2 separate regions of the Homo sapiens genome follow, and region 2 is linked to region 1. The links are chromatin contacts, found by Hi-C or POLR2A ChIA-PET in ENCODE. All regions are on one chromosome and are shown on one strand. The core of a region is the stretch at or near the end of the contact, and the rest is flanking DNA. Distances in the headings are between cores, read along the strand shown. Region 1 holds the start of PWARSN (Prader Willi/Angelman region RNA, SNRPN neighbor). Region 2 holds the start of PWAR6 (Prader Willi/Angelman region RNA 6).

The links. A loop is a pair of places that touch in the nucleus more often than their neighbours do. ChIA-PET counts read pairs that join two places held with the same protein, here RNA polymerase II (POLR2A). Pooled maps may share reads with other maps.
Region 2: a loop to region 1 is called in a map of breast epithelium, with 12 times the contacts of the local background. The contact joins the promoter of PWAR6 here to the promoter of PWARSN in region 1. A Hi-C loop is called at or near these places in 9 of 168 maps with a recorded cell type or tissue (Right ventricle myocardium inferior, breast epithelium, heart left ventricle and 5 more), 1 of 37 single-sample maps with no recorded cell type and 4 of 50 pooled maps. POLR2A ChIA-PET finds 5 or more read pairs at or near these places in 1 of 52 experiments (naive thymus-derived CD8-positive, alpha-beta T cell).

What each region holds. Positions count from the first base shown.
Region 1 is chr15:24,979,796-24,985,999 of GRCh38, forward strand. It overlaps PWARSN (Prader Willi/Angelman region RNA, SNRPN neighbor), which reads left to right and starts at 2,199. Exons shown (of 1, transcript NR_022011.1): 1 at 2,199-3,995. It overlaps SNHG14 (small nucleolar RNA host gene 14), which reads left to right. Exons shown (of 148, transcript NR_146177.1): 14 at 152-289; 15 at 1,980-2,642. SNORD107 (small nucleolar RNA, C/D box 107) reads left to right here and starts at 2,199; the gene lies at 2,199-2,273. It overlaps PWAR5 (Prader Willi/Angelman region RNA 5), which reads left to right and starts at 5,065. Exons shown (of 1, transcript NR_022008.1): 1 at 5,065-6,204. It also overlaps SNORD64.
Region 2 is chr15:25,028,398-25,034,065 of GRCh38, forward strand. PWAR6 (Prader Willi/Angelman region RNA 6) reads left to right here and starts at 3,476. Exons shown (of 1, transcript NR_146168.1): 1 at 3,476-5,668. All of the region lies in intron 23 of SNHG14 (small nucleolar RNA host gene 14), which reads left to right.

The DNA of each region.
Region 1 (6,204 bases), core at 949-3,448:
GAGCTTCTCAGTTCAGACAAATTGACTGATGATAAGACAAACACTTTTCCTCTACAAACCGTGGGGTAGTATGTAGAGAGACCTGTGATTTCTTCCCATACTGCTCTGGAACTACTTCTAATTATACTTTTTTCTTTGTTTGTTTTTGAAGGGGAAGCATTTCTCCTTGCATTGGTTTGCTGGTATGGATGGCCCTTAGATTTTGGCATGAGTGATTATGCAGCCTATTTGAAGAAAACCTGTTTTCAGGACCTTTTTAATTAAATATGGCCTGTTACATGAGTTAAAGGTAAGTTATAAGAGCTCTAGATTCTGCAAGATGCTTGCTTCTTGTAGTTATTTTGCTTGGTGATAATACATTTTCTTTTGTCTGGAGCTTCCTGGACTTTTTGAGAATCCTGATTGTGATGATATAATAGGAGAAAACTTGGGATATAGATAGTATAATTGAGTGTGGTGAATCTTTTGTTATGGAATGCTAGTCTAAGCTTCTGTGTGTTTCCACTAGGGACACACATCAACATATCAGTCTTAAAACATTCTTGGTAGTTAATGCTTGATGTTACTTAAAAATCATCCTACATTCTTGCATTAAACTACATACACGTGGCTGGGCGCGGTGGCTCATGCCTGTAATCCCAGCACTTTGGGAGGCCGAGGCAGGCAGATCCCGAGGTCAGAAGATCGAGACCATCCTGGCTAACACGGTGAAACCTCGTCTCTACAAAAAATTCAAAAAATTAGCCGGGCGTGGTGGCAGGCACCTGTAGTCCCAGCTACTCGGGAGCCTGAGGCAGGAGAATGGTGTGAACCTGGTGGAGCTTGCAGTGAGCCGAGATCGCGCCACTGCACTCCAGCCTGGGCGACAGAGTAAAACTCTGTCTCAAAAAAAAAGAAAAAAAAAAAAAAAAGAAAATACATACATGTCTCATCTAAAACATGGTTGGTCAACAACTTTCTGATTTCCTGATACACATTTTATTAACCGGCTCCTTAAATATATCCATGTTGCATATCATGTTTGACATGCTTTCATTGTAGCTTATAGAATAATTTCAAATAGAATTTTGGGATAAAAATTATGCTACCTTAAAATAGGTTATGAAGTATTTGAGGTATTCTCTTTTTATATGATAGGTAAACTTGGCTTGGAATTAAAAAGATTTTGAAAGTTGCTTAGGGAGCTCCCTGCTTTTGTGAACTCATTATTCCTTAATTATGATGTCAAATTTCAGAAGTTTGTTATTAACATACCGGTATTTTGCTTTTTATAGATTCTTGTAATAGAATATTACAAGTAGAAACTGATTTACATAGATAATTATGTGAAATAGTGCTGCTTGACTAGGATTTTCATGATCTCATTTCAAAGATTAGCAAAAACACCCTTTACCTGGTATGTTTACCTCTGATACTACCTTCACTGATTTCAGCAGGTAGTCAGTTATAATCCATGGATTGAAGTTTTGATTTATTTATTTATTTATTTGAGACAGAGTCTCACTCTGTTGCGCAAGCTGGAGTACAGTGGTGTGATCTTGGCTCACTTTAGCCTCTGCCTTCCGGGCTGAAGCGATTCTCCTGCCTCAGCCTCCTGAGTAGCTGGGATTACAGGTGTGGGCCACCACACCTGGCTAATTTTTGTATTTTTGGTAGAGACAGGGTTTCACCATGTTGGCCAGGTTGGTCTCAAACTCCTGACCTCAGGTGATCCGCCCAACTCAGCCTCCCGAAGTGCTGGGATTACAGGTGTGAGCCACCGCACCCCGCCATGGGTTGAAGTTTTTAAATGCATGTTTTCCGGTAGTTAATACATTGCTTGATTCTGTCTTATAATTGCATTTCAGTTCTCTTCATCTTGTCCATACACATAATAATGCTTAGTATATAATAAAGCAAGGTATATTTTCATGGGATTTTTGTAGTGGGAGAATGACATCTGAGCCTGAAATAGGATATTTGTGTTGTAACTTTTTCAGTGTCATACGATACCATTTTTTGACCACTTAGTTGATGCCTCTGAAAGGAAGAGAGAATCAGATCGCTAAAATTTGATGTGTCGTCAGTGTGGATCCTACTCAGTAGTGTCACAACGAGGCTGAAAATCATATTAAGTGCTTTTAGGACAGAAACGTAAACTGCTCAGGTAAAATAACCTTATAAAGAGAAATAAGCATATATTGCAGAGGCCTTGGCTAGGTTCATGATGACACAGGACCTTGTCTGAACATAATGATTTCAAAATTTGAGCTTAAAAATGACACTCTGAAATCCAGTCAGTGTGCCTCACTAGACTTTTCGATTTCAAGATTTTCTGCAGAAAATGTTTTGAAAACTTTGAATACTTAAAAATGGCAGGTGTAGTATTGCACTTTGCTAGTTGCTCAGATACCCTTTTTTATTTGTATAGATATTCTGAGTTCCTTTTTTTTTCTACATGTTGTACGTTGTCGAAAGCTAAAAGGAAACTTATCCTTGGATCACGGAAGGCAGAGGCATTTGGTGAGATGGAAACAAGGATGTGTAAAAATGAGACGACCACCTCTCGGATTAAAAAAAAAAAGTGCCAGAGTTCTAGGGTTCTAAGTGATGTCCAGGAAGGAGGAGGAATAATATTTATGGAGCATATATTATGGAACACAGTGAGTATAGTACCTGCCTTTAAATGAATACTGTTGGTTTTTTAGGACAGTTGCTTTTTTTTCTTTTTTCTTCAGCTGTGTGCAGTTGATTAACTTGTACAGAGCCTATCACACAATAGATGTTTAAGAAATATTAAGTGAATGAATGAGGCAGCATTGCTAATTTTTGTATAGTGAGACAGTATCTCACAGTCCAGGCTGGAGTTCAGTGGCATTAACATAACTCACTGCAGCCTTGAACACCTGAGCTCAAACGATCCTTTCACCTTATCCTCCAGAGTAGCTGGGACTACAGTCGCGTGTCAACATGCCTGGCTAATTTTAGTTTTCTAATTTTTTTAGAGTTGGGATCTCACTATGTTGCTTAGACTGGTCTTGAACTCCTGGCCTCATGCCATCCTCTTGCCTCAGCTGGTATTGTAGGTGTGAGCCACTGTGCCAGGTACTAATTTTTTTTATGTTAGAAAACAAGTTTTTAGGTATTTTATAGTTACTTCCTTATGACAATATCTCATCAGAATCTAGGCCTATCTGATATCTGACTCCATACGTTTATACCGTGTAGTCAGCCATTCCCAGATAGAGGTCATTTGAGTTACTTAGTGTTTACCAGCACTTGTTTACTACCTTGCGATGATATTTACAGTGTATTTTTGGGTATGGTTTTGGGGTTATTTGGTTGTTGTTAAAATGCCTGTAATCCCGGCACTTTGGGAGGTTGAGGCGGGTGGATCACCTGAGGTCAGGAGTTCGAGCCCAGCCTGGCCAACATGGCGAAACCCTACCTCTACTAAAAATACAAAAATTAGCCTGGCGTGGTGGCAGGCACCTGTAATCCCAACTACGCAGGAGGCTAAGGCAGGAGAATTGCTTGAACCCGGGAGGCGGAGGTTGCAGTGAGCCGAGATCGCGCCAATGGCACTCCATTCAGCTTGAGTGACAGAGGTGAGACTCCCATCTCAAGGTAAAAAAAAAAAATAGAAATCAGCAACTGCTATTTGAGTTTACAGGAGTGAGAAGTCCTCTCTTGCATGGTGAGATGGGGAACATTTAATTCAATAGAAATATTTGAGACCAGGTATGGTGGCTCAAGCCTGTAATCCCAGCACTTTGGGAGGCTGAGTTGGGTGGATCACCTGACATCAGGAGTTTGAGACTAGCCTGGCCAACATAGCAATACCCTGTCTCAAAGATACAAAAATTACCCAAGCTTGGTGGTGTGTGTCTGTAATCCCAGCTACTCAGGAGGCTGAGGCAGGAGAATCACTTGAACCTGGGCGGCAAAGGTTGCAGTGAGCCGAGACCATGCCACTGCACTCCAGCCTGGGTGACAGAGTGAGACTCCGTCTGGAAAAAAAAAGAAAAAAATGAGATATAAAGTTCAAAGGATGTATTTATTAAGCCAATATAAAGTAAAGAGGTGGGGAATGTTGTAGAAGTATATGTTGATAAAGGGATCAGGTGGTTGTACAATAAGAAGGGGGTTGCAGACATGGAGAAACAGTTCTTCTAGCTCTTCCACTTTCAGTATCATCTGTGTGGGTCACTGGAATCCTTTTTCACAATGCCTGCTTGCCCATGAGTTTTAAGAACTAGTACAGTGTAGAAATGATTAGTAGGAAAAACTTGGCTGGGTTAATTTGCTTTGCTGAGCCGATTCAACTTAAAAAGCGAGGTCCATACTAAGTGCCCAAGAATCAAGAAGGAGGCTCACATTTGAACTTGATGTTTAGTTAATGTGAATCATTTTCTGTTGAACTAATGAGAATACAGTGACCTTGAGGGTTAGGTTGTACATCTGAATTGTTCGGGCTGTTTCCTGTCTTTTGGATGTTTTGTTTGTATAGATATTTTCATTTTATGTTACATCATTTGTTCTTTGGTAGCAAAAATTGAGTTGAAATGATACAGTTCCTGAAATCTATGATTTCATGTTTCGGAGATATGTATCAGGAATAATAGTGTGGGTTCTCATGAGAAAATCTGGATTGCATTACTGTGCTACTTTGGTTTCTTGTCAGAGAAGTTAGTAGTTTAGACCTCCTTCAGAATCCTTTCTTTGGACTTTGTGTTTCTTACGTTGTGCCAGCCTTGATTTTATTTGTCTGTCCTCTGTCTTTCTATACCATTTGTTTACACTTAACTCTAGAATTTTTTGATGCATGTTTTCAGTGTACTCTAGTCCTAAAATTGGTTTACATTTAATTATTGGGGAGAATAGCAAGTTGTCGATAGTATCTGTGGTGGCATTAGTGTATTTCTGTTTCAGTTCTTTGGACAGTTTGCTAGTGGAAATAGTCATTGTATTTAGCTCTGTGAGACCCGACTGGCAGATTGCTGTCTCTCTCTCTCTCTCTCTCTCTCTCTGTGTGTGTGTGTGTGTGTGTGTGTGTGTGTGTGTGTGTATGCGCGCCCGCGTTTGTTTCCTTCATGTAGATTGCTGTGTGTGTCTTTTTCTTCATAATTCCCCTTAATTCTGTGTGCTTTGAATGACACTGTTGTTGTTACTGTTGTTTTATATCCATTGTCACATAAAACTCTTATCATTTATTCTTCCAGGCCAGGGACTGTCCTTATGGGTAGAGATACACTATCTGCAGGAATTTATTTTTTTACGTATTTTTACTAGTTGATGGGAAAGACATTGGGAAAGACCTGGGCTGGATTTGTGATGAGCTGTGTTTACTGAGCATGATGAAGTAAAGCTCAACGTGATTACTCTGAAGTCCAGCCTTACTGTCAGTCTAAGGACTCAGGATACAAATACTCAAAACATAAATTCTTAGACTCTAAATTTCACATGGTTTTTCCTATCAGTACAGGTTAAGGATAATGGCGTGTTGTAGGTTTTTCCAGTGCAATACAAGGAAGTTGGTTCTAGATCCTTTAGTACAGTTAATGTTTTGTAGAGTGTGTTCTATGTTCACTGCATTGGTATGTCTCATCTTTGGCATGATCTTGGCTCACCGCAACCTCCGCCTCTTGCATTCAAGCACTTCTTGTCTCAGCCTCCAGAGTAGCTGGGATTACAAGCATGTGCCAACATGCCCGGCTAATTTTTGTATGCTTTTGTGGAGACAGGCTTTGCCATGTTTGCCAGGTTGGTCTCTAAGTGATCCACCCGCCTCAGCCCCACAAAGTGCTGGGATTACATGCGTGAGCCACCGTACCCAGCCACACCTTTGCTTATTTCTACTATGCATTTCAAGTGATCATTTCAAGAGAATAAGTACTTAGGAGCTCCTATGCTCTTTTTTTTTTTAACCCTGTTGCTTGCATCACCCGGTTCCAACCCTATATGAAAGTTTCATGAGCATGTTTCTGTCACTGAGGCAGCTTCTCCATTTGGCATATAATTGAGAAATTGCTAGTTTGTGGCTGAGACATTGGTTTGAGAGGAGACGTAATTTATATATTTAGCAGAATGCTTAAGTTACATTTCCAGAGATTAATTTAATTCTACTTTTAATTAAGTTAACCCTTTGCTGTATCTTTACAAGACGTAGGTGGAGATTTAATTTTGACTCTTAGATTCAGTTAAGGTGATGAAATTGGCATTATA
Region 2 (5,668 bases), core at 2,226-4,725, 50 kb after region 1:
GTTAGATATGAGTCTGTAGAAAATTGTTTGTCCAACATACTTTATGCCTCTTAACATTTCACTTACCAAATTTCATTTCATTCCTTCATTTTGTGTCTAACAGACTAGAAATAATGAGCTCCTATTGACAGGGATATTTTCCTCTTCATACTTTCCTTTACCTTACAGAGCCTTTTATGTAGCAGATATTTAATTTCATAATGGGTCTAAACTACTTGTTTAGACCATGGATGAGTGAAATTTTGATGAATGAGCCCCAATCACCTGAAGGGTGAGTAAAAGAAGAATTTCTAGAGACCCAATATGAAGTAGCTGCTTCACACTTTTTTGAGAATGTTATGGCATGACTGAGGAAATCATAGATGCTGTAGACCATGTTGAGTTGGATTGTGTAAATATAGATTCTGGTATTAGGGAACTCAGCATCTGCTGGATTAGACTTCTTATGGTGAAAGTCTTTTTTTAGGGATTAGGCATAAATCCCCACTGATATTTGTGCAGTAATAGAGTATAGCTCCTGTTTTCTTTCCTGCTTGTATAGCCTGTGCCATTAGTGTCCTCTTTCTCACTGTTTTCTCAAAGGAAAACAGTCAAAGAGGAAGCCATATGCATGGTAGACTTTGTAATCCGGGAAAAGTCAACATATTTCATAGTAGTGCACTTTTTATGTGTTGTCAGTCCTTAGAAAGGATTCATTTTCTCCATATTATATACTACTCTATTTTAAAAATTTCTTGGGGGAGAATGGCTGTAGACAGGCCAATGATAGAATCATAGAATATAGTCACTGTCTAATTACTTTCAATCAAGAGAGGGAACAATAAAGTACAATGTATGTCGCTGACTTCAGTGTGACCACTCAGTATTTCTGTAACACAGTATTTATATTGCTGTACGGTAGAGTTATACTTATTTCTGTGATCCAGTTCATTTGTTTAATATTGGGATTCAAGGAGTGTTGAAGAAATGTCTACTGATTAATAACAGATGGGAAGAGTGTATGTGTTTTAAATAAGAGACCAAGAGAGACAATAAGGAAAATAAGAAGGAAGTGTTTGTGAACCTTTCACATTACTCTTACATTCGGGAAGTCCACAAGACACCGTAGTGGAGATTCTGAGGAGGTGAAAACCTGTAGAAAAATGCTTTATTAGTAAGGAGCTGACTAAGTTGTCAGAAAGTGTTGATTTTTAGAAGGATATTGAGACATTGGGTATATAGGGTATATGACTCCTTGTCTTCCTTTCATTCTGGCTTCTTACCAGCTGTTGTGAATAAGTTTAAGATTTCTTCTGACGTTATAAACTTCAGAAAAGGTATGGCTGTTTGTTCAGTTTGAAGTAGTATCATATCCGCCAAAGCCTTGTTCAATTGTCTTGTTGATTCATGGTTCTCTTCAGTGATAATATTATATGGGATTCCTACCCACAGCCACCCAATATCTCAGTGGAGAAATGCAGGTTTGGAGAGAACATCTGAATAGAATCACGCTAAGATGGTACATTTGCACTGAGACCATTGTTATGTGGCAGGCAGACATGAAGTATCCTAGGATTGATCAGTATGCCTTAATGTAAATAGCTGCATATAGACCTGATTTCTTAGGCTCCCCACTTCAAGCTCTTGAATATTGTGTTGATATCCTTATCAATACACTTTGTCTTGTGTTCTGTGTTGTTTTTCCAAAATATAACGAGCTCCTACTTGACAGGGATTTTTTCTTTCTATTGTCTTACGATAAAATGTCAAGATAAAAATGTATGAGTTTCATTAAAGTTTATTGAATAAAATTTGTGATGGAATGAGTGACAGCGAGGTCATGAATGAGAGAGAATATGGAAATAATGGAGAATGTGATATTCTGATAGTCATGCAATATTCTTTTTGATATAATATGTAACATATATTAGTATGTTATATTCTATGTATTATTTGTCATATATTATTACTATATCCTGTTGCTATATTTGGATAATTTGGGAATCTGCCATGTTTGATGATGTTGAAAAGAGAACATAAAATGTAGTGATTTCTTAATAAGGTGTAGAGGTGTAGGTATTAACTCTTTAAGAATATAGTGATTTATTTTAAAATAATGATAGGAAAGGACCATAAAAATGTCTGAATTTGGGAAATTAGAAAATGTTTTCTCTCTGGGGCTTTCATATGTCTGTTCTATGTGAATGTCGCTTTGCCATGGCTCCCTCTTTGCTAACTCTTCTTAACCCCTGCAGAGAAGGAAGTGTAGTGATGGTATTTTGAGTCCATCTTCAGGTTTATTGGGAATGCAAGGGAAATGAGTTGTTACCAATGGGAGTAAAGGGCTAGTTGCTATGCCAGTAGCTGCTACTTTTGACACTGCTTGAGCAATCTGAATGGCTAGGTTTGAATCTGGCTTCTCAGTCAGAATTTTACCTTCACTCTAATGCTGCTTTTTTTCAAATCACCTATATTTACATAAATATGAACCAACTTCAGTGATCTTAATTCTTTCCCGAAGATCCAAGTTTCTTTCCATCTGCCTGAAGAACTTTCTTTAGCACTTCTGGTATAGCAGACCTACTGATGATAATTTTTCTTTTAGTATATGGTGATTAGTTTACTTTTTATTCAACTGTGTCTTTTTTTGAAGTCTTCTTCATTGAAATATATTGTTACTAAATATAGAATTAATGGCTTTCTTTAAGCACTTCAAAGATAATCCACTGTTTTCTGGACTCCGTTGATACTTAAGTCTTTATTTTTGTGTAATTCTTTTTCTTTAAATGTGCCATTTTTCATTTTTCTCTGACTCCTACCTACTAAGATATTTTTACCTAAGTATTGAGTCAGTTTTGGTTATGATGTGACTCAGTGTGTTTTTATTTATATTGTTTGGTTGTTTGAACTTCTTGAATCTGTAAATGTTGTGCTTTATGTTAAATTTGGGGGGATTTCAGCCATTTAAAATATAACTTTTCAGTCTCTTCCCCCTGGGACTCCAATTTTTACATATGTATTAGACCTATTAATATTTTTCTATGGATACCTGACATTCTTTTTAAATCTTATTTTTGGTGTTTTTCACTTTGAACAACCTAATAATTTGTTTCCATCCATGTTCACTCACTGTTTATTCTATTTTTTCCCAATCTGCTCTTAAGCCTATCCTGTGAATTTTCTTTTTAATTTATTTTATTTTTTAGTTCCAGATATTTTCTGCTTTTTGTTTGTTTTTGAGACAGAATCTTTCTCTGTCACACAGGGTGGAGTGCAGTGTCATGGTTCACCGCAGCCTTGACCTCCTGGTCTCAAGTGATCCTCTCACCTTAACCTACCCACTCCTAAGTAGCTAGAACTACAGGTGCATGCCACCACGCTCAGCTAATTTTTTATTTTTGTAGAGATGGGGTCGTTGTGTTGCCCAAGCTGGTCTTGAACTCCCAGACTCAAGCAGTCTTCCTGCCTCGGCCTCATGCCCGCGCCAACCAGTTCTTTATTTTTAATATTATGTTGTATTTGATGTGCTATCCTATTCATTTAGTATAAGCACATTTTTCTTTATGTCTTCAGCATAATTATATGCTTTTTCAGAATTTTAACATCAGGACTGCTTCCAGGGTAGCTTTATTGCCCTTTGTCTTAAGTATGGATTATAGTTTTCATTCTTTGTATGTCAAGTAATTTTGGATTGTAACTTGAACTTTGAATATACTGTAGAAACTCTGAATTCTATTTTATTCTTCTAAAACAATATTTCTCAGCTTCAGCACTACTGACATTTTGAACTGGGTCATTTTGTTTGTGTTGTTGTGTGTATTTTGGGAGGGTACTGTTCTATATGCATTGTGGGGTACTGAGTATTATCCTTTGTCTCCACTCACTACTTACCAGTAGCATAACTCTCTCTCCTCCCCACATCCCCTGCCAAAAAATGCCTTCAGTCCTTTCTAAGCGCTCTTTTTTATGGTGTTGGGGCCAAAATCATGCATCTTTACTCACTCTTTCTCATTGAGAGCTATGGCTATAAAGGGTAGTGATACTTTTACTTATTTATTTTTAAGGCAAGCAGTTAACTTAGCTGGATTCAAACTCCAGGCTGCCTCGTGTGCTGTGGGAAGCAGCCTACGCTCTATTCAGTTCTTTTCTTTTCATATTGGTTGGGTTACTTTGAGTCTGGCCTACATGATGGGCAGTTTAGAGGTCAACCAAAGGATTTCAGCAGAACTTATACACAGAATTTCATTCAGGCTTCCCGTGTCTGATTGGCTACAGTGTGGGAATTTCCTCCCACTTTTCAGCCACTACTGAGGATGCCTTTCGGCAAAATTCCTTGAAATTGGAAACTTACAGGGAAATTCCTTTCCTCCAAGAGTGCGCTCTCCTCCAGTGTTGGCTTGCTTTTGGTTGTTCTCCGTGGTTTTAGATAGCTGTCTTTATATTAATTCTGGAGTTTACAGTTGATATCTGTTGGGGGCTTAGTTTGATAACATGTATTCTTCTATTACTAGTAGCCAGACCTGTATGTCTTACTTGACCTGATGGAGAAAAGTTTCAACTTATGAGACAATACTGTGCTAGCTAGTTTTACTGATTTGTACTCTAAAGTACCCAAGCCTAAAATAGTAGAGCTGTCTATCCCACATGAAACTTCTCTGATTTTCACTGTTTTTTATAAAAAGTATACATGTTCACATTTCTGTAGGTTTTTTTAAGCATCACAATTTTTATAAACTTTCTATATTTCCAAGGTCTACCTGCTTTGTATTTTGCCTAGTGAGAGTTTTGTATTCATGTAGGAATAATCTCTTGGTGTGAGTATCTATTTTCCACTCATCCAAAACAGATAGAGCATTGATTTCACTAAGCGTTATGTTCTAGTTTGCTTTGGTATTATTATTAGAAATACCTGGTGATTAATTTGAGCTAAGTATTCTTCTCTACCCTCATTCCCAGCATTATCACCCGCTTTTACCACTTCCAAGGGGTGGAAGCATTCTCCACAATGCATTTTTTCATGCCAGAGAAAAATCTAGAAAAAAATGAATAAAACGAAGAAATTCTTTCCCCTTGGTATCTGTAGCTAACTTGCCTAAGTGTTCTTTCCCACAGTTTAAGTCTTCAGTCCATAGTTCATAAGCAAAGGGGTGTAGCGAGCTCTGATCTTGCCAGAAGAGAGAATAAGTGAGCTACCCCACGGTGGACATTCTGGCCATCTGAAATGAGTCGATGCATGTGGCTTTTGTCTAAAGGCTACAAATAAAATGTAACCACTTTCTTCTTTGAGTAGTTGATATAGCAAATAGTTGAAACAGAAGTTTTGATTGGCAAATCAGGATGTGGTAGATACTTTAACAAAGAGTAGAACTATTACCAGTTTTATGTGTTGCTGTTTGTATCTCTTTCACAGTTTTGATAATATCACATCCTGGAAAGTGAAACAGAAAATTATTATTCCATTTTAAATGACTAAATTTGCTTTCATGGTATTTACAGTGAAAGAGTAAATTAGAAAGTGAATGGATGACTGTTCATGAGAAAAAGCAGGGTAAAAAGATTTTATTTAATTAATTGAAAATATTAGGGTCAAAACATAGGCTTATGTTATGTTTTGTGAATTGTGCTGTGTTGTAGACATTTGATGAGTCCTAACATAGAATTGATCTAGCTCTTGAAATACCATTTTTGA